5 separate regions of the Mus musculus genome follow, and all the other regions are linked to region 5. Evidence: chromatin loops called from intact Hi-C (ENCODE). Cell type or tissue: left cerebral cortex. All regions are shown on one strand. Region 1 overlaps Dnajc1 (DnaJ heat shock protein family (Hsp40) member C1). Region 2 holds the start of Pip4k2a (phosphatidylinositol-5-phosphate 4-kinase, type II, alpha). Region 3 overlaps Skida1 (SKI/DACH domain containing 1). Region 4 overlaps Nebl (nebulette). Region 5 overlaps Armc3 (armadillo repeat containing 3).

Region 1 (5,000 bases), 920 kb before region 5:
CATTAGTTTTTACTGTATGCACAAGACCTGTGCTAGATCAAGTTAAAACAAACCAGTATATTTGAGGGAGGGGCCATGAAGTCCTCCTATTAAGAACTGATGCCTGCTGGGAAAGGAAAGCCAGTTTTCATAAGGGATACTTCCCTGAGAGCATCCCTGCACTCCAGTAGATGGCCCCATACTCATTCACATACTGGCAGCACAGTGGACTCAGTAGAATTGAGACAATGCAAAATCAGTCACTAGAAAGCGCAAATCAAAATGATATGTAGTGCTTCATGTCTAAGATGACTACAGTTTTTTTAATTCAAAATAGACTTTTTTTCATACAATAAACTCTGTTTATCGGTTTCCTCTCCTCCAACTCCTCCCAGATCCTCCCCATACTTCCCCACCAACCAAAACCCACACACTTTCTCTCTCAGTAGAGTACAGACACGCATCTAAAAAAAATAGTAAGATAAAATAAAAACAAACAAACCAGAATAGGAGAAAATAAATAGGAGTTCAGAGGTTAGGTGCATCGGGGGAGCCAAGAAAAAACACAAGAAACACATATGGTCAATGAAACACACACATTTCACACAAAAAGGACACACACCCCATCAGAAATATATGTAAAAGATTTGAAGAAGAAAAAATATTCCACACAAAGCATTGTGAAACAACAAACAAAACCCTCAAAAAATAGCATTATGGCTTTTTCTGTTGGCTTTAATGCTGGGATGGGGTCTGCCCTGAAGTATGGTTCAAAAACCCTGTGAGACTCCTCCCTTGTTGAAAACCAATTTTTCCTTCCTTTGTGAGAGGAATCAACTACAGATAGCTTCTGGGTTAAGGATGAAGGCTTGTGTCCACTTCCCCTGTCAGGCTCTGTGCATGCTGTCACAGTCTATAAACTGGATAGAATCTCTGATGATGGCTGAACAAAATACTAATCTATGAGTACAGTAGAATGTCGTTAGGAGTCTTTGTACTGCTATGTTCCTTTAGCAGAACAGTACTATTTGGTTTCCCCTGGGTCCATAACCTATCTAGTCCCAGGTTAATTGGCCACTAGAGCAGGGTGGGAATGGGTTCCATCTTATGTAATACACTTTAGTTTCAAGCAGAGAGTGGTCCCACAACTTCTGTGCCATTATTGCATCAGTGTATCCTGTAGGCAGATCATCATCATTGTAGATCACAGTGTTTGTATCTGGGTTGGTTTTAACTTTCTCCTCTGGTAATGTGCAGAGTAATTTTCAATACTGTGAACATTAGTCAGTTCTAGGTAGGGACCAGCCCAACTTCTCCATATTCAGTAAGTTATGTAGGTGTATCTTCAACAAGAGGACATTGCCATCAATGTTTGAAAACAACCAATAGCCTTGGCAATAACTTGGGTTATTTGGGGGTTTCAATGATGCCTCTGTATCCAACAACTCAATTAGATATAACCAATTTTCAACACTGAAAGTTTCATTTTGTAGACAGAGATGCCTAGTTGGGGCTTTGCCTCCTTTGTTATTTGGTAATTCCAATTTAGATTTCTTTCATACATGTATATATTTAAAGCCCCTTCTATTGTAGTAGGTTTCTATATAACCCCTAAATGGCCCTTAGTTCTAACTATCCCTTCCCATATTTCATCCTTTACCCTACCTCTTCCCTCACCCTCCCCATTTGGTTCTCCTGTTACAGTTACCCATGCCCCTGTCCACAGAAAACTATTATTCTATTTCTCCCTCCTAGAGAGATTCTTCCCTCCCCAGTAGTCCCTTAGTCTATACTTAACCTCTGTGGTTATACAGATTACAGCCTGTTATCTAAAACCTAACAGCTAACATTCACACATAAGCAAATATATACTTTTTCTGTAGTAGGCTGGCCTGATGTTGCTTGTATTCTATGCTAATACTGGTTCCACAAGAGGTGGTTGTCCCCAACGAGCAGACCATTATGTACTCAAGTGATGTCATCGTGAAACTTCTCCCCAATTTAACTGGTCAATAAAAGGTTAGAGACTGTGATTGGGCAGTGGAGAAAATGGTGAGACTGGAGGCCCGAGAGGGAATTACAGGTAGAGAGAGAGGGACAAGAAGAAGACAGTGGAGGAGGAAGCCAGCATGGACTAGAACCACATGGCCAGGAGAAAAAGAAAGTAACAAGGGTCCTCACAGCTGGGGAATAAGTTAGGATAGTCTTAGATCTGCCCAATCTAGGCATATGGCTTATAATTAAAATATCTGGATTGTGTGTCTTTTACACTGGCTTATTAGGACTGGAAAATCCACCAACAAATTGTCGCCCAACGTGGGGCTTAGAACTAAACTAACCTGAGATAAAAGTTCACCCCACCCCGACCCTCAAATATAAACAACCAGAGCTGTGTTCTAAAGCTGCAGCAAGGTCAAAAGCAAATGCTGAGTGGGTCTCAGGGTGTACAGAGAGCTATACACCCCTGCACATACCCCAAACAAAAGGCAGCATACCAGCACCGAGCTGGGATGTTAGGGGGCACCAATGTCACAACACAGTTGGAGTTCCCTTCGCCCCAGAAAAGGACCACAGACGCTGGGGTCATGGCTACTTGATACACAGCTGAAGATCAGCAGCTGAAAAATGGCTGCTAACTTTTCAAAGCCTTCTCACAGGCACATGTTTAAACAGGACAGCCAGACCTGCTCTCCAGACAGCTTGTACTGCAGGTTGCATTCTAGACAAAAACAAAAAACAAAAACAAAAAAACCCAGAAACCCCAAATAAAAAACAGCAATAGCTCAGAAGCACAGACACCTCAGTTTTTCTAGTCAGCCCCTACCTATGAATAGAAGAATCAGAAAGGACTGGAATGTCCTGAATCAAACACCAGAGGGAGACAAAGGTACAAGAAGCTCTGGATCAGGTAATAAGAACTATAAATTGATAATTCTGGGGAAAAAAAAGACATCTAAAGGTGACAAATAAAAAATACTGTGGTGGTTTGAATATTTGGCCCAGAGAGTGGCACTATTAGAATGTGTGATCTTGTTGGAGGAGGTGTAGCCTTGTGGGAAGAAATGTTTCACTGTAGGGGTAGACTTTAAGACCCTTCTCCTAGCTGCCTGGGAGACAGTCTGTTCCTGGCTTCCTTTGATGAAGATGTAGAATACTCAGCTCCTCCACTGCCATGCCTGCCTGGATGCTGCCATGCTTCCTGCCTTGATAAGAACGGACTGAACCTCAGAACCTGTAAGGCAACCCCAATTCAATGTTGTCCTTACAAGAGTTGTCTTGGTCATGGTGTCTCTTCACAGCAATGAAACCCTAACTAAGACAAATACATTCTAGATTTTATGTGATGCTATTTTGAACAGTTTGAAAGGGATAGATTTAAAGGCAACTGACAACTTGCCAGTTATCATTATTACAATCTTAAGTTTCAGTTTTATCCTAATAACCATCTTCATTTTCTATGTCTTCACAAAAAAACAAGTCCCTAAAAGAAATTCACTAGCTTTAGAAAAGGGATGTAAAGATTTTATGAAAGTGGTAAGGCAATAGAGAGAATTCAGAAAATTATAAACCCGAGTATGAAGACAGGAAGAGAAATGGGCTGAAAATTGGCAACAGGAGCTAGAAAAAGACTATAGTACAAAAAATTCAGAATTTCATAGATCAAACTTAGTAACAGAGAGATAGCAATAATATTTGGAAGCAAAGCCCAGAGGATAACTTAATAAAGTTAATAAATCAAAATAAATAAGATGTTACAATATCAGAATTACAACATAAAGAAAAATAAAAATTATGGAAGCAGGGCTTAGAATAGAAGATACAGGAATTTATAGAAAAGAATGAAGAACAGAGAGAGAAATTTAAGACTTGACAATACAGCCTAGAGGAAACACTGGAACAAAAGGTACTGGAATTTATCGCTCATGCGATAAGCAACAGAGCGAGGAAAATGAATGTTAGAGACAGGAGCTGGAAAAGATGCTAGAACAAAAGATGCAGAATTTTACAGATCAGACTGAACAGTAGAGAGAAAATAATGATATTTGGAAGCAAGGCCTGGAGGATATTTTATTAAAATTAATTGATCAAAATAAACATTAGAATATCAGAATTGCAATACAAAGTAAAATAAAATATGGAAGCAGAGCTCTGAAGAGAGGATACAAGAACTTATGGAACAAAAAGAACAAACAGCAAAAGGAAAAATGTAAGACATGGGAGCAGGCTTTGAAGAAGAGGTTACTATAATGAAGAAAATGCCAGGATGACAGAGAAACAAGCACTGGAGAGATAGGAAATATTGGCACAGCCCTTAAGAGAGAAACAATATATTAATCAAGGAAAATACTCAGGTAGAGACAGAAGATAAAATTAGAAAAAACCAACCAAAGATTATTAAAAAGCAAATTTTAGTTTATCCGGATAATATACAACAGAGACTAACAGACAATAATATTCCATTTAAATGGCAATCCATAGATATTTTACAGCTAAAAAAATTAAGGAAAATTTCACTAATTTTGGAATACATTTACCATTTGTAAAACAAGTCCTGACTTCTTAGGCTATCAAAAATAAAAATAACCCCCAAGGATGGGAAAGATATGAGAAAAGCAATATTAGAACCTGGATCATATTTACAGTAGTTCTCATGGTAGAGAAAAGAGGCTAAGGAGATAGATAGATAGCACAACAAAATAAAGTCAGAGGTATCAATTTTCTAAACATCAACTGCTTAGTGATTTTGGTCGTTTTGCTGAGATAGAGATGCAAATCAAATATGATGAAGAAACCTTGACATTATGCTGCTTGGCAGACTTAAATGCCTGGGACAAGGTAGAAGAAACAGGGAAAGGACTTAAACCATTTTCTCAGGTCATGCAAGGTCTAAAAAAAACATTCACTGACATTTTGCAAAGATTGACTTCAGCTGTAGGAAGAAATATATTGGATCCATTAATAAGAAAGGCACTAATTGAGTCTTCAGCTTTTGAAAATGTGAATGCAGAATGCAAGGAAGT
Region 2 (5,000 bases), 280 kb before region 5:
ACCCCAGTAGACCCAGCAGTAAAGTAATAGATTTCTCAACTCTTTAAAACGTTCCAGATAAACACAATCATCTTCATATTGCTTCACCTTTCTCCAGCTCTGCTTGGGAGGAAAACTATAAATAAAAGATACTGAGCCATTTTAAACAACTCTGTTAATTTAAGAGTGCAAAAACCACGCTGGCTTTCTGTCACTTACATTATGCTGAAAGGGACACCTGGGCATCCACTGAAAACAAAAGCAGAGCAGCAGGCTCAAGCTCTCTCTCTGAAGCTGGCTGACTGCAGTAGGTAAGGTCATGGTCAAAATTCACAAGCTCATTGAAACTTTCAAGGCTCAGCCAACAGCGCCTATCACGTTTCCTGAGCCCATCTAAGAAGATTAAAGCTGCAGGAGTTTTCTCGCTGTCAGATCAGCAGGACGCTGTTTCAGCCCCCCACACCGCAGTCCGCAGAGTCTGCAGCCGCGCACCTCCTTACATCCCTAGCTGTGCGCTAGACTAACCCTCCCCAACGCGCACCCCGACAGTCTTTTAAACAACCTCCAAAATGGATGTAATTAACTCTAGACCACCTCGAACTCGCGACCGCCGGGACCCCCTCCGACTATCACCACCAAGGCCATCCTTCTGCAGAAGTCTGTGACTTCTGCCTGGCTCCCCAAGGAGGGGAGGAAGCAAGGGGGAGGGAGGAAGACTCCCCGCCAGGAGGTCTGGAAAGGGCACAGCAGCTGGGCGATGCGGGAAGGGATGAAGAGAAGACGCTCAGCACCAGGGCCATATTTACGTTGCTTTTTTTTTTCCTTTGCCCGTCTTCCCCACCCCCACCCCCCACCCCCCCAAAAAAATTCTCCTAGAGTCTGACAATACTGCCTTTAAAGGAAAAAAGAAAGCTAAGCTCTCAAGCTGCCGCCCAAAATCTTCTGATTCACTCCAGTCCTATCTCCGAGAAGCTCCGGACTCTTCCTGACAGGGACAGGTTCACCTGCCCACCCGCTCAGGGCAGGAGGGCCCATCGGTCCCAGACAAGTGGAGCGATCGCTCGGACTGGGCCCTGAGCGGTTCCCCGCCAGGACTGATAGCTGAGACAGAGTCGGTCCCCGCACAAACTTCCCACTTCGCGGACAGCGAGCACCGACCGGCGGGAGGACGAATGCGGGACAGGACAGCCGCGGAGAGGCTCAGAAGCACAGAACAGAGAATGCTTCTCATCCTGCACCCTCCCTGGGTTCCAAAGGGAGCGCAAGCGCCGCCGGAGAAACCCAGGAGATGGACGCTTGTCGTGGGGTTAGGGGTACCCCAAGAGGCGAGTGGCCAGAGGGCCCGGGACCGACCGAGCTAGCCGGCTAGAGGTCCCCGCCCTGCCACCGCTGCAGCAGGAGGAGCAGAGCCGGGAGGCTGAGCCCGAGGAGCAAGAGGAGCGCGCCGCAGAGGAGCCTTACCGAATGGTTGACCCCCCACATGAGCACGCTGAGCAGCGGGTCGCTGGCCCGGAACAGCTTCACTTTCTGAGCCACGAAGTGCTTCTTCTTCGTCTTGGTCTTGCTCGCCAGGACGGAGGACCCCAGGTTGCCAGGGGTCGCCATGGTCGCAGTCTCGGTCCCCTCCACCGCCGCGCCGCCGAGGCCGGGGACCCGCCCTCCCTACACGCCAGCCCGGGGAGGCAGCTGCATCCCCCGGGGCGGCCGCCGCTGCGCGCCTGCTCCAGCCCCGCTCCGCCCGCGCTCAGTCCTGGGCGCTCGCTCCGCCCGCTCCGCGCGCTCGGCCGCTTAGGCTGCAGCTGCGCTCGCCTCGCGCCCCCGCCGGCTCCCGCCCGTCGCGGCTCGGCGCACAGCCCTCGGCTGGTCCAGGCGGCGGGCGGCTTCCGCGTTGGGCGCTAGCGTCATGACGCAGAGGCGGGCGGGGCAGCGGCGCCGACGGGCGGGGCGGGTGCGGATGCGGATGCCGGACCGTTAAGCTGTTCTGTGCGCTCCGCCACCGGTGCTAAGACGAGCACTCTCCTGGCGGCCGCGATCCGTCTGGGGAGGCTGCTGCGGAGTGTGGAGACTCGCGTGAGCATGCCTTTCTCGCTCCTGGGGAGGAGCAAGGAAAGGATACGGAGCCAAGGGAGCTCCGAGGAGGGAGCCCCCAGATGCATGGGGCAGCCAGGAATGTCCGGGAACCTCCGCTTCCCGTGCCAAGGGCTGGCGAGTTCGTGGGACCCAGAGCGCTTCTTCGGGGCCCCGGGCTTCCCCAGCATCTAGGGAAAGGACCTTGGCTCCTCTTTGTCAACTGTCTGCCAGGGAGTCCCCGCCTTGAACTTCCTAACCTTTTGTATCCTGGTTGGGCCTTCCCATGCTATCGGATACTAGAATGTCATTCCCAACCTACTCTGGGATTCTTCACTGAAACCCCTGCTTTAGTCAAGACAGCCATGCCCCAGTCTGGACCGTTTGCTTGGAACCCATCATTTTGCAGGCCACCCCTTCCTTCTCTTATTCTGGACATGCACCTTCTGATTTGAAAATGTTTAGCCTTTCACCACTACCACCCCACACTGAAATTAGTCGTCCTTACGCTGGCATTTGTTGTTGCAAGTCTACAGTCCTTAGATCTTTCAAGAAGACAAAGAGTAACGCCTGGAACAAAAAGGGAGCAGATCCTGTGCGGACCTTCCTTTTCTTCATTTGACCTTTCAGCACGGTTGCCCCCAAAATCCCCTTGGTCATTCTAACTTGTTAATACTATCCCCCCCCCCCCCCGCCCCGCCGCCGCAATGATTCCTTGCTTCTTCTGGTACCAAGCATCACCATTGTTAATGGCTAAAGGGGGTGAAGATAATAACAAAACCAGCCTAAATTAATGCTGAGAAGTCATAAACTTGACCCACAGTTCCACTAGTTGACCAAATCATTTAACCAGAGACTGATGTTATTTGTGTGACTAGGTATAGCCTGACACAAAGGTCACTTTAGGGACTATGCTATAGATTGTTTGTTACACTCAAAACCAGCAGTAGATAAAAGTACACAATGTTGCAGACCTGTAATCCTGGCCCTCAGGAGGCAAGGCTAGAGGATCAGAAATTCAATATAATCCTCAGGTAGGTAGGTATGTTCAAGCCAAGCCAGGTATCCATGAAACCCTGTCTGGGGGCGGTGGAGGGGCTGTGGGGCTGTACAGTCTTTATCTTACTGATAACTCATAAACTGTCGCCTGACCTCAGAAAAGAGTCTATCTAAACCAATTTTCATAGCTTGCCCACAGGCATCCTTTCACAAGAATCTACAACCAAATTCAGCACCCTACACAGCCTACAAGTTGTTTCATTTCTCTTCCTGTGTTGGAAATAAGCATTCATATTGTTGTTAACCAGTTGGGAGTTCATTTATTTAATAAATTCTCATTGACCCAGACTCAAGAGCTTCACATCATCATTGATTATTGCTCTTCATCACCCCTCCACAGAAACCTGTACCAGCCCTTGTCCTTGAAAACAATTACCCTTTCCTCCTGGTTGAAATGAATCCTTCCACTTCAATGCCTCTGTATCTCTTTATTTGTTCACAATAGCTGTAATGTACTTAATTGTATATTAATAATGCAAGACAATGGGCTTGCTGAAAAACTGAATTCAATGACAGCAAAGAGCTGGGTGAGCCTACAAGAACAGGAAATGGACACCTCTGGGCATTGTTAGGCAACCCTTCAAAGAGAAACCTGGGCACAGATGCACCAGAGGTCACCATCTCTCCTGGGAGGGGCAGAAACAAGGATGGGAAAACAAAGGTATAATCAGAAACATTGATAACATCCTGCTGAATCCTGACTCATTGACTTCGCAAGCTGCTTCCACAGTCAAGGGAGTCACATCTATTTGCCTTCGAACTCTTTTGCTGTTGGTTCTGAGGCTGAGGTCCTTCTCTAAGCAAGGAATTATTCAAAGGACAACTACTAACAGGAAAATGTATGATGTTGAAAGGCTCCTGGCGCTGAGTTGTTTTTGCTTCCTGCAGCTGTTACTTTATTTCTTCTCTTACTATAACCAACTCGGCACACTCTCATAAAGCAGTTTGAAGCTCTTCATCAAAACGACAATGTTAAAGGTTTTACAATGACTCGGGCATCCAACCAGAAATGACTCTGTGGGGGAGTAGATGCTCTGATTCCCCACCCACCCCACCCCTGCAGAGCCTGAAAGTCCCTATATGGAGAGGAGGCTAGCCTTGAAGTCACAGGTCCATGTGCTTCTGCCTTCTGAGTGGTGGGGTTAAAGGTGTGCATTACTACATATGATTTGATTTTCTTTAAATATACCACACTTCTGATAAAAATATTTCAGTTGAAAATTCTGCGTAGGATTCTCTAAGGCGGGGAGAAATCATCAGCTTTCTTGGTTTAATTTTATCTTGGTTGTATTTGTGACTTTCCTTTATTTGAAATAGGATCTCATGTAACCCAAGTCAACTTCAAACTTGTTATGTAGCTAAGGATGGCCTTGAATTCCTGGTTCTCCTGCCTCTACATCCTAATTGATGGGATTATAGGTCTGTACCAGAAACCCCTATTTTGTGTGTGGCAGGCAAGGAATCTACCAACTGAGCCACAGCCCCAGGCCCTTTTGACTGCTTTAGGTAGAAATCACAGCAAGCTGTAAGATAAGTCCATTCCCTCTTACTTGGTATGTTCTATAACATGGTCATTCAAAACACTTGGAAGACCGTTATTAAAGAAAATATACTGTCACACCTAGCTAAAAGATAATACGTGGAATACAAATACAATTAAGCAGGCTCCAATTAGGATACATGAACTCCTTCTGTCTGGGGTTTAACCCTAGTTTTACTAGCTAGTTGGAGGTTTTTTTTATTTAACTATGGCCAGCCTTCTGGCTTACCTAGCTGACTAGGAATTCCTGGATAGTGGCTGCACTTTCAAGAATCTACCATTGAGTTGCTATCAATATGATTAGTCTGCTGTAGGGAAAAGTTAGGGCTCAAAAACTATGACACAGGAGCCAGGC
Region 3 (5,000 bases), 1.2 Mb before region 5:
GAATCTACTGATTCTCTGAGGACTGGGGACCAAGTGTCCAAGCTGCAGCCTCATATTTTGCCCAAAATTCTATGGAATATTTGTCTTAATTTTGTGTTTATCCCATCTTACAATCTTCCACACTCAAGATCTGTAGACTTAAAATAGATTCTCAGTTTATAATTTGGTAACAGTCTGTAGCCACCATGGAAAGTCCTCGTCCAAATGCAGCAGTTTCTGCACTTGAACTTTCTTGTCTTGTCACTAATTAAAGAATGGAAATTACAGACTTCCCCTGTGTGGGTGTCATACTTTTTACAGACTGCTTTGCTTTTGTTTTTTGTTTTGTTTTTCTTTATAAAGACAACTCACTGTCCCTAAATTCTTCATTGCCTTCCAAAGAGGAATGGATTCGAGCTCAGAAGCCAGTTTGGATTTCTGGCACTTTTAACTGAGACTATGGACTAGCGTTTGGAAATATATACAAACATGAATTCAAGAATAACATCCCCCAATGTTGCTTTGACCATATCTGTGATTCAAAAAAAAAAAAAAAAAATTCCAGTGAGCCTACATCTGGCAACATTCAAGAAGAAAAGGAAGGAAGGCAGTTCAAAGCATCTGTTCACTCTATCCAAATGTATTTGGATGCAGGTATTCTCAGCCTCTGTCCTTTACAACAGGAGGAAAACCACAGATAATACACAGCAATTAGGTCTGAGACCATCCAGAACTATCTGAAACATTTATAGTCAAGGGGAAAATTTCAAAGGGGGGTAGGAATTAAAAGGTTAAGGAAAATAAATAGCTGAATTTCCATGAGAAATAATGCTTTAAATTCACACAGTAAACATCTTAGTGGTGTTTTGTTTTGCTTTGTGATTTATGGTCTGTAGATGCAACTTCTTAGACTAAAGATAACCAGGATCTAAGATACATAATTTGGTGACCCAAAAATTACTAGATACAACTTTCGTTAAAATAACAACTGATTTATGCTTCACTTTCTTAGATATGAAACTTTTTAATAGTTGGCCTATAACAAGTTTGAAAAGTTTTTCTGTTATTTGAGAGGAAGTTTGCCAGTGTTGTGCCCAGAACCTGATTGGTCTCATCACAAAGTATTACCACAAAACACTGCACCCAATAAATGCATTTCTTTCAGGCAAAAACATTACAAGTGAAAATGTCAACAAAGCCATTCATTCTTGTTAACCCTTCTTCAATCTGGAATAAGTAGAAATGTATGGAACCAGGAATTTTAAACAGTGTTTTTAATTGAAAATAAAGCTAAAGCATGCTTTTCAACAGTGCAAATTTCCATAATTTTGATTTACTGCTCTCATCTTTACAACACAGTCCACCAGCATGGCCTCACCAAGGGCTAGACCACTTGCCTGTGGAACTACTTTGATTTTAAGTGCAAATATAGATAGTCACCTCTGATTGTCACTTGCAGTAGAAACTCTCCTGTTCTATACACAGGATGGCCTGAAACAGAAGTTTAGAGAGATGCAGAAAAAAAAAAGCATAAGGTAATAAAATCCAAGTGCCTGAGTTCTAATACCAAAAAGCCCTGAAATCAGTTATTTTTCACTTGGGGTGTTATGACTCTTTTTCTTGGTTGTATTTACTGCTTGGACACTAGGATGAGTTAGACCATTAAACATCCTGCTATTAAGAGAAATGTTTTAATTGTTTTGAAAGCTTGAAGAGTTATCTTCAGATCAGAAGACAAGCAGGAGCACAGCAAGAGTCATCCTATTTTAAATGTTTGGGTGAGAGCGCAGAAGGGGCTTTTCCAGTTGCAAGGAGTGACTGTAAAGGTTAAAAAAAAAAAAGTATTTTTTTACTTCTCACACAATGGGCAGCTTTTAAATCAGCATCCAATCAGGACTCAGACCCCCAATCTTTCCATTAAAAAACAAAACAAAACAAAACAAAAAAACAGTTAAGTGCAACTACTATTGGAAAGGGAATCTGGGTTTAGAAAAAAAATAAAAAAGACACCCCACAAATAAGAGCTCCAGAAAATTACATTTGGGCTCACAGAAACTTCTTGCTACCTCATTGTGTAACCATGTAACCTAACAAACTTTCACTGAATACCAGTTACACTTTCAGGTCTGAAATCTAGTGCATAAACTTAATGGCTCATTGTGATATTTATTATTCAACCTTTTGACATTTATTTGTAGCAGTTGAATTGAGGTACCGGTGCATTATTACCATTGAAACAGTAAAGTGTTCCAGCTCTACCATAATAACTGAGTGTTACTTGAGTCTTTAGCCTGAAGTAGTCTGTGGTATGTAAACCAACCCTTCTCCCACCCCTCCCCCACCATAAAAAAAAAAAAAAAACAACCCGCAATGGGAAAAAAAAGTAATCCGATTTTTGTCTTCAAAATGCGATAAACCAGGACTCCAAAAGGGGTGTAACACCATTAATGGACTTGGTACAAGCCATCCTGTGCAGTTTACAACAAAAGGAAGGTAATATGGTTCGAGAAAATATCTTCCAAAACATTTTTTTATGAATTAAATTTCCTGAATTTGTGACTAGGTGGAAGAGGTATTGCAGAACCGCCCAGCTGCCATTTCCATATAGGATGGGCCTTGTGAGGAGGTTGGGAATCCTTAGTGGTGTTTAAGGAATACGCTGGCCACAAATCCCCATCCTTCCCAATAATGAGTGAAGGTGGACAAGGAAAATTTGCCATGAAATTAAATGGCCTTTTCACTGCTGATGCTACATTGCTGGCTACCTTTTTGCGTCTGTTTAAAACTGTAAAGTCATCCAGTGTTCCTTCATGTGTCTCAGTTTTACCTGTAGGACGAGGGCTTCTAGCTGATTTCAAATTTGGTTTGACTGGAGGTGTCTGAAGGACTGGTCGTTTGCCCAGTACTAGTGTCCGGTAATTTTTTCTCACCCTGGCACCAAATTTATATTCCCCATCCTCAGGTTTTGGAGATCCTAAAGTGCATGAGAGGCCCTGACTCTGAGCCAGTGGATTTAAGGAAGGCGTTTCTTTCTCAGGGCATGCAAAACCTTCCTTGGCTGTGGGTACCAAGGCGTCCTCCTCCTTCTTCTCAGTCATATTGTAAAACTCACCCTCGGCATCATTGCACTCCCACTTTAGCTTATTTGTAATAAGCTCAGGTTCATATTCTTCATTAGCACTACTGTCTTCTACTTTGATTTTAATATTGTGCAGAAATGGCAATGTCTTGTCACCTGTACCAGTGCAGAGACTCTCAGCTTTAGTTGCTGCTGCTGCTGCTGCTGCTGCTGTTGCTGTATCCACTCTGGGATCACTTTGAAGAGAGGGTAAATCCGTAGCAAATTCAGGACAATGAGGGATTTTGGAATCTTTTCCTGAATTTGCTGTTGTTCCACACGAATCATTATTTAAGAACCTAGCAGCTATTGTGCTGTTTTCTGCACAGTGTGTAGTAGGAGTTGCTTGTAGGCATTTCCTAGCCTCTCGGAGTATTCTTTGTTGTGGAAATACATTGTTTGTCTTTGGGCTAGGTGAAGAGGCCCCCTCTGCATGGCAGTTAATTGTCAGGTCAGTTCTCTTTACAGTACTGGATATTTCAGAGTGTGGGAATGTAATCTCAGATACCCTATCGTTTCTTATCTCTGGGAAACAACTCCCCAAGCTGGCCGGGCAGTACACCGGAGTCCCTTTGGGAGCCCAGCTCTGCAGACTCCACTCCTCTGGTGACTCGGCTTTGACACTACTCTTGAGGTCGGGAAGTCGGCCGGCATCCTCGAAAGCAGCGGGTTTGGTTGCAGCGGCGGCGGAGGCCAGATGGTACAAGAAGTTGGCCTGCGCCTGCACGCTGGGAGGCTTGCAGAAGCTGGTGCGCCTGAAACGGATGCTCTGCACTGACACTTGGCTGGACCCGGAGCTGGAGTCTGACTCGGTGGAAGAATCCTCCTCCTCCGAGCTGATTTCACTGGAATCCGAGGCCCCGCTGCCCCCCTCTTCCTCCTCCTCCTCTTCCTCCTCCTCCTCTCCTTCCTCCTCCTCTTCCTCTGAGGACACCGAGTTGCTGGAGCTGGACAAACTGGAGCCAAAATCCGAGTCATTGGCTGCATGGTCGGAGTAGGAGCTGGACTCGGAGTCGCTGCTACAACTCTCGGGAAAGCTTCCTAGATGGGGTTGCGGCCGGTGGTGATGAGAGGGGTGGTGACTCGGCGTTGGCTGCTGGGCTCGGTGGTGATGGTGATGATGATGGTGGTGATGGTGATGGTGGTGGTGGGGAGGCGGGCAGAAGCTGTTGACCAGATGAAACCTCTCCAAGCAAGTGGCCCCGGCCGCCGCCGCCGCAGCAGCAGCCGCCGCTGCTGCCGCCGCCGCCGCCTTGGCTTTGTAGGATCTGGGCAGCAGCAGCAGGCGCCGGGCTCCGGCGTGAGGCGGGAGCAGGCAGTTCTTGGCGCCCCCGCGCTTGCGCTTGCAGCGGTAAGTCAGGCTCACTGGGCCTCCCGCGCCGGTCGCCGCCTTGGGCTGAGGCCCGGCAGTCTGGTAGTAGGCGGCGGCGGCGGCGGCAGCAGCAGCGGCGGCGGCGGCGGCGGCGGCTGCAGCCGGGTGCTTGCTGCACAGCAGGCTCCGAAAATAAGCGGGGTCCGAGTGGAAGGCGACGTAGTTTCCCTGGAGCTGGGCAGTTTCATAGTTTAAAGAGGATTTGCAAGGCGAGCGAACGATCTCCGGGTAGTGGGAGCCCGGGTATTTGCTAAAAATCTGAGGTAGATGGGCGGCGGGGCGCGCGGCGGCGGCGCCCGGACGCTGGGACTGCGCGCTGATTGGCAGGGGCCGCGCGGCTCCGCTCAGGCCCCGCCAAAGTTGGTGCTTGTCCTTCCAAAAAGCCGGGCGGGGGCTGGCGGCGGCGGCGCGCTCTGGCGGCGGCGCCTTTGTGGCCAGGGCCCGACCGACTCTCCTTCGCTTGGTCTTGAGCACACGCTCGGTTTTGCAGGATGTGTAGAGCGCTTCTACGTCTTCCCGGGAGATGAGCGT
Region 4 (5,000 bases), 1.9 Mb before region 5:
GTTTGGTGACTGTGTATGGGATGGATCCCCAAGTGGGGCAGTCTCTGGATGGCCTTTCCTTCAGTCTCTGCTCCACACTTCGTCTCCATATTTCCCCCATGAGTATTTCCCCTTCTAAGAAGCACTGAAGCATCTACACTTTGGTCTTCCTTCTTCTTGGCTTCATATGATCTGTGAATTGAATTTTGGGTATTCCAAGCTTTTGGGCTAAAGTCCACTTATCAGTGAGTGCATACTGTGTGTGTTCTTTTGTTACTGAGTTACCTCACTCAGGATGATATTTTCAAGTTCCATCCCTTTGCCTAAAAATTTCATGAATTCATTGCTTTTAATAGCTGAGTAGTACTCCATTGTGCAAATGTACCACATTTTCTGTATCCATTCCTCTGTTGAGAGACATCTGGGTTGTTTTCAGCTTCTGGCTATTATAAATATGGCTGCTATGAACATAGTGGTACATGTGTCCTTATTACATGATGGAGCATCTTCTGGGTATATGCCCAGGAGAGGAAATGCTGGATCCTCCAGTAGTACTATGTCTAATTTTCTGAGGAACCGCCAGACTGATTTCCAGAGTGGTTGTAACAGCTTCCAATCCCACCAGCAATGGAGGAGTGTTCTTTTTTCTCCACATCCTCACCAGCATCTGCTGTCACCTGAATTTTTGATCTTAGCCATTCTGACTGGTGTGAAATGGAATCTTAGGGTTGTTTTGATTTGCATTTCCCTGGTGGATAAGGATGTTGAAGATTTCTTTAAGTGCTCCTCAACCCTTCGAGTTTCTTCAGTTGAGAATTCTTTGTTTATCTCTGTACCCCATTTTTAATAGGGTTATTTGGTTCTCTGGAGTCTAACTTCTTGAGTTCTTTGTATATATTGGATATTAGCCTTCTATCAGATTTAGAATTGGTAAAGATCTTTCCCCAATCTGTAGATTGTTGTTTTGTCCTATTGACAGTGTCCTTTGCCTTACTGAAGCTTTGTAATTTTATGATGTCCCATTTGTTGATTCTTGATCTTAGAGCATAAGCTATTGGTGTTCTTTTCAGGAACTTTCCCCTTGTGCTCATGTGTTCAAGGCTTTTCCCCACTTTCTCTTTTATTATATTCGGTGTATCTGATGTGGAGATCTTTAAGTGCTTCTTGGCCATTTGAGATTCCTCTGTTGTGAGTTCTCAGTTTAGTTATATACCCCAATTTTTTTATTGGCTTGTTTGGTTTTGGAGATTAGCTTATTGAATTCTTTATATATTTTGGTTTCTTAGCCCTCTGTCAGATGTGGGGTTAGTGAAGTTTTGTTTTGTTTTGTTTTTCCCAATCTGTAGGTTGCTGATTTGTCCTATTGACGGTGTCTTTTGTCTTAGAGAAACTTTTCAGTTTCATGAAGTCCTGTTCATCAATTGTTGATCTTGGAGCCTGAGCCATTGGAATTCTGTTTAGGAAATTTCCCTCCATAACAATGAGTTCAAGGTTCTTTCCCACTTTCTCTTCTGTTACATTCAGTGTATCTGTTTTATGTTGAGGTCCTTGATCCACTTGGCCTTGAGCTTTGTGCAAGGTGACAAATATGGATCTATTTCCATTTTTCTACATACAGACTACCAGTTAGACCAGCACCATTTATTGAAGATGCTCTCTTTTTCCAATGTTTATTTTTACCTTTTTTGTCAAAGATCAAGTGTCCATAAATTTGTGGGTTTGTTTGTGGGTCTTCAATTTTCTTCCATTGATCTACCTGTCTGTCTCTGTACCAATTTATCACTATTGCTTGGTAGTACAGTTTGAGGACAAGGATGGTGATTCTCCAAGAAGTTCTTTATTGCTAAGAATTGTTTTTGTTAGCCTAGGTTTTTTGTTTTTGGTTTTGGTTTGGTTTGGTTTGGTTTGGTTTGGGTTTTTTTTTTGTTTTGTTTTGTTTTGTTTTTTTGTTTTTTTTTTGTTTGTTTGTTTGTTTGTTTGTTTTTTGGTTTTCCAGATGGATTTGAGAATTGCTCTTTCCATGTCTGTGAAGAATTGTGTTGGAATTTTGATGAGGATTGCATTGAATCTGTAGATTGCTTTTGGTAGGATGGCCATTTTCACTATGTTAATCCTACCAACCCACGATCATGGGAGATCTCTCCATTTTCTGAGGTCTTCTATTTGTTTTTTGAGAGACTTGAAGTTCTTGTCATACAGATCTTTCACTTGTTTGGTTAGAGTTACCCCCAAGATATTTTATGTTATTTGCGAATTTTGTGAAGGGTGTTGTTTCCCTAATTTCTTTCTCAGCCCACTTATCATTTGTATAAAGGAAGGTTATTGATTTGTTTGAGTTTATTTTATATCCAGCCACTTTGCTGAAGTTGTTGATCAAATGTTCTCTGGTAGAATGTTTTGGGTCGCTTATGTATACTATCATATCATCCACAAACAGTGATACCTTGACTTCTTCTTTTCCAAATTGTATCCCCTTGATCTCCTTTTGTTGTATTATTGTTCTAGCTAGAACTTTGAGTACTATATTGAATAGATACGGAGAGAGTTGGCATCCTTGTCTTGTCTCTGATTTTGGTGAGATTGCTTCAAGATTCTATCCATTTAATTTGATATTGGCAGTTGGTTTGCTGTATATTGTTTTTATTATGTTTAGGTATGGCTCTTGAATTCCTGATCTGTCCAATATGTTTAACATGAAGAGGTGATGTATTTTGTCAAATGCTTTTTCAGCATCTAATGAGATGGTCATGTGATTTTTTGTCCCCTTTGGGTTTGTTTATATAGTGGATTACATTAATGGATTCACTCATTCTTTTTCCCCCCAATACAAGGTCCTGATGAGTGGTAGTGACAGGATTTACAAGCAGCCACTAGATGGTGCTGATTCACTACTGAATGAGTCAAATGGTTACTTACAGACTTGAAAACATTTAAATTTCTTTTACTGTTTATATATTCCAAAACGGTGGTGTTAACACACTTTCAGTAATTATAGTAGAAACTCCACTTTTAGAGAACAAGAAGCCTTGCTTCATTCTTTATATGCTGCTATAGAATTATTTCAGTTTTACTTTGCTGGAATTTAAGCTTTAGCTGCTTTGCATTCTATGTAAATCTTTTTTTTTTTTTTTTCCTAACTGCTTTGGAATTTAATACCAGTAGTAAGAACAAAATATTAGTATCAAGTTCATTAAGCAGTATCTGTATGCCCAACACTTTTTTAAAAACACTTAATATATGTAAAGCACCCTAATTATTTTAATTTATTCCTATTTGACAGATGAGAAAACTGAGGTACAGAAAGATTGAAGGAATAACAGGAAGTGGCTGAACAGGATCACATCCAGGCAGCCTGATTCTCACTCAGCCTTGAGCATTTAAGGCTCAATTCTAGATTTTTTTAAGATTAGCTCATCTCTACCCACATCTTTGTCTGCACACACTCAAAAATTATCAGCCAGGAAAAGAAAGATTATGATATCCCCAGAGGTTCTGAAAGACAAACGTGCTCCCTTTATCTTCCAGACACAAACCAAGACTTGTTATTGAGCATAAATACCTTCTACACATTAATGAAAGAAAAGTAAAGCCAGTGTCACCTATAAAGATGAAGAGGCTGAGAACCTTTTCATGATACTCAGTTCTTCTGATGAGAAAGGGTCTGTACACATATTAAATGAACCTTTAAAAAAAATGATTTGACATTGTTTCTAGTTTTGGACAATACCTCCTCCTAGCAAAAATTCTGAACTTCATTTCTTACCCAATAAATCCTTCTTAATTTTAAAAACATGAAAATAAATCTACAAAGATAGCATTTAGCATAATAAAATTGAAAGAAGTTTAAACCTTTAGCAGCACAATTCATGACAATTTCTTTTTGATGAACCCCATGTATCAGGTAGTACTTTATAATAAACCAATTCTGTGGGCATAATTATGAGTTAATTGTTGTCCTACCTACTAATTTGTGATAATATACATTTCTTTCCTGAAAAACTCTATAATCTATTCTACTCTTGATCAGACACAATAATTTTATTCATACCACTGTTCCTACTTATTAACTAATTAGTAATCAGTAACCATTAATAGCAAATTATAATAATATACTTTTCTAGAAAAAAAAAAAAGCTTCAGGAAAATATGCTCCAGTGTTTTCAACTACAAATTACTTGGAAATTACATGATCTTGATTAAATATCAGTAATTACAACACAGTTAGTTTTAGGAAAACAAGACTCTAAACATATTGAAAGTAATTTCTGTAGATTATAACTTACATCACTGGCCAGGACAGCAGCGAACTGGTGTTGCCTAAAAAACGCACTTCCCAGAGGGTTGTAATGGTGGCTTTTTTCCTTCATTTCATTATCAAATTTTTCTTTATATTTAACCTATCATAAAGAAAAAGGACAAACTAAATGAAATCACATATTTTAGTGGAAAAGCAAGAAATTGGGTTTTTTAAAAAGAGATCAAGTAAAAGCTACCTTTCAAATGAATCATTGCAGAATTTAAATTCCTGATATTCATCCCCTTCCATAAAGCTTAATGAGGCATTTAGAAATTTTTAATAAGCTGCTTGAATATTGGTCATGAATGTCATTAGGCATGAGCTCAAATTCTCCACTCATGAGAATTATGCATTTATAATATAAAAAAAATTTACAGGTCAGTTTCCATTTCTGTATCCCTGTAACCCAGGATCAGTTCAAACTGAGAGCACACACTTCTTAAGGTCTGACTCACTTACGAAATGTGTCCTTGGAACCAAAAATTGAATGGGTTTTCCTGGGGGAATTATCCCAAATACAGATATCCACATATAATTTGTTCAAAGATTCCCTTTTAAAACCGTGTTTTTGGCAACATCCATATCTCTATTGCTTATAATCTAATTTTTAGAAAATATATTTTCTACAATGTTCTACATCTGCTTCCTGGAATTTTTAGGGTTTTTTGTTTTGGTTTGGTTTGGTTTTTGATTTTGATTTTTGTCTTGCTTTAACTTCTCAATT
Region 5 (5,000 bases):
AAAATAGGCAGTCATGAATAGGTAGCCCCCTCGGCTAATTTCGGGCAGCGCTCCTTCCTTACTATGCTGGTAATATACTGGACAGTTCTCTGTGTATAATGCTTTTTGGAAAGGAGAAGCCATTTAATTTGTGAATGTAGGAAATATCTCCAGTTGAATTTCATGTTTTATTTACTGTGTACTTTTCTGCCCAATTAATCATTCCAAATTCTTAAATAATTTATACAAGTATGGAGCAAATGATTTGCGGTTGACATCCTTCTGAGTAGTCGATCCTACATGCAATGAGAGTATTTTAAACAGTTTATAACATCACTGCCATCTGTTGGATCTGACCAGAATTAGATTCAAAGTTGCCCCCAAAATGGAAAGAATTCAGTAATCCTTTGCACTAATAACTAAATTTACTCACTGAAAAACCAGACAAGATTTGAAGATGAATATAGATGCAGACCAGGCTTTTTTAAAAGGATCTCTTTTAAAGATACAATTTTAGTAAATACCAATGAATAAATATTGAAAACAACAACTATAATCATTTTATACTTACAAAAAAGTGGAAACTTGTAACTAAGGTTAAACTCTTCACAAACAACTGTGTTCAACTATATGGACCCTGATTCTTCATAGCCATCTTACCTTAGCTCCATGAAGATAGCTTTAAAGACCCTAGAGTTTTAAAGACCCCCTTCTCCCCATTTTCCTGTGGAATTTGCAGTTCTTTTGTATAGCTTCTCAACTCCCACAAAAGTAGCAACCCAAGAAAGTTCTGAATTGTAGCATATATAACTGGCCACTTAAAAATACATCGATTAATTGTTGGGCTACCTTAAGCCTTCGAAATAGCAGAGACAAGTCTCCAGGGACTTCTCTACTTTTGTGTGACCTGCGGCCAGGAGCACAAACACTGATGATGATTAAGGGGCTCTGTGCAGAGACAGAGAGCCTTACACGGATGTGCCTGAGTGCTTTGTTAACTTTTGACTCTCTTTGACTCTATATCTCTGTCAATATGAATGACTGACTGATCATTTAGTAGTATTGGTATTAAAATTTCTCTAGAAACAAAGAAAATTTCTCCCCTTTAAATAAAGCTGAAGGAAGACAGATACTATCACTTTAACGTCTACAAAATTTATTTGTTGATTATCATGTCTAAGAAAACCATATATAATATGTGGGGGAAAATTTAAATACATCCTCAGGATAGATTTTTATATACTATTGAAAGAGTATATAGCATGCCTTGAGAAAAACCAGGACTCAGGTCCTGTCACATAGCCAGGAATGGTCTGAGCTGAAGTGGGTATTATCTATGCCAGTGCAGAAAGTGTGTGTGTGTGTGTGTGTGTGTGTGTGTGTGTGTGTGTGTGTGTGTGTTCATGCTTTAAAAAAATCACCACCCGAATAAATAAAGCTGGGCGTGGGGCTGGTAACATAATATGCTGTGTTTATTTATTTTACCACTTCGTTGTATACCTTTTAACTTGTAGATGTGGGGCTGATGATCTGTAGAGTCGCCATATTTTCTTGTAGAATGCTGGCTGTAACAGAGTGAGTGATGACCACTTATTTTGAAGACAGGAACACAACAACACACATCTGTTAAAAGTGGCCAAACGCCAATTCTTCCCTTCTCCCCGTCATATCTTGCAGGAAGGGACGCCACACACCCTCCGAGATGGCTGCGGTTGTTTACTACAGTCCTTTAAGGAAAAATTACCACTCTGTCTAGACCCAGGGCTCCCTAGCACTCAGATTCACTTAGGATAAGTAATCTCGGGTCTCAAAACCCTTAAAGAAACATTGCACTGAGAAACGACCCACGAAAGACGCAAACTCAGCACATAGGCTTGATGTATGGGTCGGACCTAAAGCCTAAGCCACGCAGTTATTGTCTTTGTCGCGTCGGGTTTTTCTTAAGAAAATGGTTTTCTGAGCGATTTCCCTTCACCCACAGCGGCAAGAACCGCGTCTTCATACTGCCCCCTAGTGGCGCCTCAGGAGAGAGTTGGGGGAGGGGCAAAAATGGACCGAGCGCTCTGTGTTTTAATGAAACACACACTAATTTAATTTGAAACACTCTGGTGAGCCTAAAATAATATTTTTGGAACATTATTAAAAGATTGTGATCTGGAAAGCATTTTACTGTGATAGTATTCTACTGCTAAATACACGGTTAGCAGATGTTTGTGTCTGTCTTTGTCCCTTTTTGAGGTGCAGTCGTTTCAAAATGTTTTGACACCTCTTATTTTTTTTTCCTCCACCAGTGACTGAATATTTGCTTCGCTGTGTTATCACAGGGACAAACGCAGCACGTTTGAGCAATAGATGCATCCCATGGCAATAGAAAAGATTATTTAATTTTTGTTTAAATTCATTGTAAAATTTTAGAAGCTTGGAAGTCTCCCAATAAAAGTGAGAGGCAACATAACATTGCTGCCTTAGGAAGGCTGCTTTTGTTTAAAGGATCGTCATTTTAAAAAAACAAAAACAAAAAACTAAGGATAATAATTTCAAAGCGCTTGGGACTTTAAAAGTCCTTTGAGAGCCTTGGAGATTGGACAGTGGGTAATGGCCCTTGTCACTAAGCCTGAGTTCGAGTCTCAAGTCCTACCCACACAGTGGAAAGATCTGACTGTCAGAGGTTGCCCTCTGAGCTGCACACAGAAGCCGTGGTGCGCACACACATTTGCAATGGACAAAGTGATAAAAGTGCTTTGTATTACAATGACAAAAGAAAAGAGTCCTCATTGTATCCTTATGAGGATACCTCATTCCTTCCATCCAAATTTACTGAGTGGCCGTTTGTTATATCCACCCATAGTGCCTCTCTTCCTGTTTGCGTAGAAGAATCGTGTCCTGTCTTTGCTTTTATTGGGCTGGGGGTGGGGTGGGGTGAGGTGGGGTGGAGTGGGAGTCATACTGAAGTTAAAAAGCACTCAGAATGAAAACCTGAGTTTTCAATAAAACCACCTGATTCCCCATCCCTACTCTGTGTCAGCTGATGCTTGCCAGACCTCGACAAACACTTTGAATTTGATTAACTACCAGTTTTCTGAGGCTCGGTGAATCTCATAAAATGTTCAATTAGAAAATTATCTGTGCTGCCTTTATTACCTACAGAGCGGGGCTGATATTTGCATAACATTTTAAAGTTGCTAGTACTGTCTGCTTCCCGGCATTACTGATTTTCACAGGAAATTATCAAACCGATTGGATATCCTCACATTATTTCTCTTTTAATTTGAAGCCTGTTTAAACCTATACATTACTTTGTATCCACCCTTGACTTTTCATATTATTATTAATCATCCCCTACATCTTTTTCCTTCACTTGGGAATAGGCCCTTATTGCTCATTATTTGTAGCTACACGGAAAGGCTCAGATCCGATCTCTGAAGAAGCTGCCTCCACTCTGACCCTGCAAGTTTATATCAGCTGTTTGGCTGGAAGGTGGTCTGAAAAGGATGATTTCCCACACACATACGAATGGCGGAATACGGTCATATTTCCCCGTGGTAGATTCTGCCGTTGCTGGTAGCTGGCAGTTATGGGTAAACACTTAGCTAAGTACCCCAGTAGAGTGTAGCTTCAGATCCTACAGCAGTCTTCCGTGTGGAGAAATGTCCTTGTCATTGTTGTGTGCATTTGTTCCTTTACACGTGAGCAAGTAGATGCATGTTACTTCCCCAGGTTACCAGAGGTAGGCAGGACACTGAGGCACCTTGGGACAACAGCCCGTCCTATGTCCCTGTATCTCTGTGCAGCCCGTATCAGAGATACTAAGAGTATCTCTGAGAGTTAGTTACTTCTCTCCACCCTGGCCACTCACCCTCCCACTTACCAGTTGCTCAGCAAGTGCGGGAGGCTCTTGCTCTCTCCAAAGAAGTTAATCTGTGTCTTTAATCCCAGACTCCTCTCTCTCTCTCTCTCTCTCTCTCTCTCTCTCTCTCTCTCTCTCTCTCATCTCTCCTTTCCTCCAATCTTCTCAGCCTCTCCTCATTTTTCATTTCTTGAACAACAAAAAAGCAAGCGGAAAAAAAAAAAAAAAAGCAAGCTAAGCAAACAGACTCTATGTTTGCTCTCCTTGGAAGGTAGAGATGGGCTCTGAAAACATTGTCCTCTGAAAACATTGGAATGCTTAAAACAAAGACCTCAGGGCATGAGGGGGTGTGGCTGTGATCCCAGCCCCTGGGAGACAGGATCAGGAGTGTAAGATCATCTTTGACTATATAGTGAGTTGCAGGCTTACCTGGGCTATGGGAAACCAGGCTTCAAGCAAGCAAAGAGGCAAAACAAAATAAAAAGAATGGATTAAACGTCACATGGTCAGGATTGCTTTCCTTACATCTGAATTTTGTCTTTGACAACTAGGAAATAACAGATGGAATGCAAATTGACCCCTCGTTTGTACCTCTGAGCTGCTAAGAATGGCAAGCAGAATTCTGGCCCTTCCAGTAACCTCTTCTCTCTGGAAATGACATCTGACAGGGAATCTAGGGGCTCCCCCCCATTATGACATTCTGTTATTTATCTATGAATTCATCTTGAAGCTTAGGGTCCTTTGGTAATCTTGTAACTACTTTCCCTCAATTCCTTCTGTGTTGATTCTGTGTAAGGCGCGGCTCCAGCTGTAGATAGAGATGGAGCAGGGGCAAAGTCCCTGGGGACATGCATTCCTCCAGCCTGAGCAACACAAAACTATTATATTTTAGTTTTGAGACAGGGTATGGCCAGTAGCCCAGGCTATCCCAGTCCTCCTGTGTCAGCCTCCCACATATCAGTATTACAAGTGAGCACCCCTCAGTCATCTCAAAAGATAATTTTCAAAAGTGACAGATACATAAGTGGAACAAAATATCACAGGGTGATAAAGAGGATCATGACCTTAGGGTCGGTCTTAGGAGAGGCCCCAGGGACCTGCGCTGGAGCTAATTGAGGGATGGGGACATAGCTGGGGATTGAAATTTTTTAGTCACACTAGAGCATTCAGTGTC

Evidence for each region. Peaks named below come from ENCODE experiments on the same cell type or tissue, not always from the same donor. Only the 100,000 strongest peaks of a DNase experiment are listed, where the experiment ranks them.
Region 1: a loop joins it to region 5, with 3 times the contacts of the local background. A loop is called at or near these places in 7 of 42 quality-filtered maps.
Region 2: a loop joins it to region 5, with 7 times the contacts of the local background. A loop is called at or near these places in 9 of 42 quality-filtered maps.
Region 3: it touches region 5 in a loop (3-fold over the local background); 2 of 42 quality-filtered maps call a loop at or near these places.
Region 4: it touches region 5 in a loop (4-fold over the local background); 2 of 42 quality-filtered maps call a loop at or near these places.

The regions. Positions count from the first base shown.
Region 1 is chr2:18,352,648-18,357,647 of GRCm38, forward strand. The region is part of intron 1 of Dnajc1 (DnaJ heat shock protein family (Hsp40) member C1); the gene reads right to left. Among named protein-coding and RNA genes, the nearest start is that of Dnajc1, 38 kb to the right of the region's middle. In left cerebral cortex, CTCF peaks have their summits at 169 (motif pointing right) and 2,851 (motif pointing right); DNase peaks (open chromatin) are centred at 156 and 2,848.
Region 2 is chr2:18,996,412-19,001,411 of GRCm38, forward strand. It overlaps Pip4k2a (phosphatidylinositol-5-phosphate 4-kinase, type II, alpha), which reads right to left and starts at 1,710. Exons shown (of 10, transcript NM_008845.4): 1 at 1,441-1,710. The coding sequence starts at 1,584. 4930426L09Rik (RIKEN cDNA 4930426L09 gene) reads left to right here and starts at 1,908. Exons shown (of 1, transcript NR_024323.1): 1 at 1,908-3,393. In left cerebral cortex, a CTCF peak has its summit at 2,016; DNase peaks (open chromatin) are centred at 474, 674, 1,204, 1,218 and 1 more place; H3K4me3 peaks cover 2,627 bases; H3K27ac peaks cover 2,248 bases.
Region 3 is chr2:18,043,100-18,048,099 of GRCm38, forward strand. It overlaps Skida1 (SKI/DACH domain containing 1), which reads right to left. Exons shown (of 1, transcript NM_028317.3): 1 at 988-5,000. The coding sequence ends at 2,511. Among named protein-coding and RNA genes, the nearest start is that of Skida1, 2.8 kb to the right of the region's middle. In left cerebral cortex, no CTCF peak of the experiment used is centred here; DNase peaks (open chromatin) are centred at 3,059, 3,236, 3,832, 4,488 and 1 more place; H3K4me3 peaks cover 2,563 bases; H3K27ac peaks cover 1,944 bases.
Region 4 is chr2:17,420,259-17,425,258 of GRCm38, forward strand. It overlaps Nebl (nebulette), which reads right to left. Exons shown (of 26, transcript NM_001362722.1): 9 at 4,263-4,376. Among named protein-coding and RNA genes, the nearest start is that of Nebl, 40 kb to the right of the region's middle. In left cerebral cortex, a CTCF peak has its summit at 2,839 (motif pointing right); a DNase peak (open chromatin) is centred at 2,862.
Region 5 is chr2:19,274,478-19,279,477 of GRCm38, forward strand. All of the region lies in intron 10 of Armc3 (armadillo repeat containing 3), which reads left to right. Among named protein-coding and RNA genes, the nearest start is that of 4930447M23Rik, 67 kb to the right of the region's middle. In left cerebral cortex, CTCF peaks have their summits at 323 (motif pointing left) and 1,993 (motif pointing left); a DNase peak (open chromatin) is centred at 1,920; H3K4me3 peaks cover 697 bases; H3K27ac peaks cover 418 bases.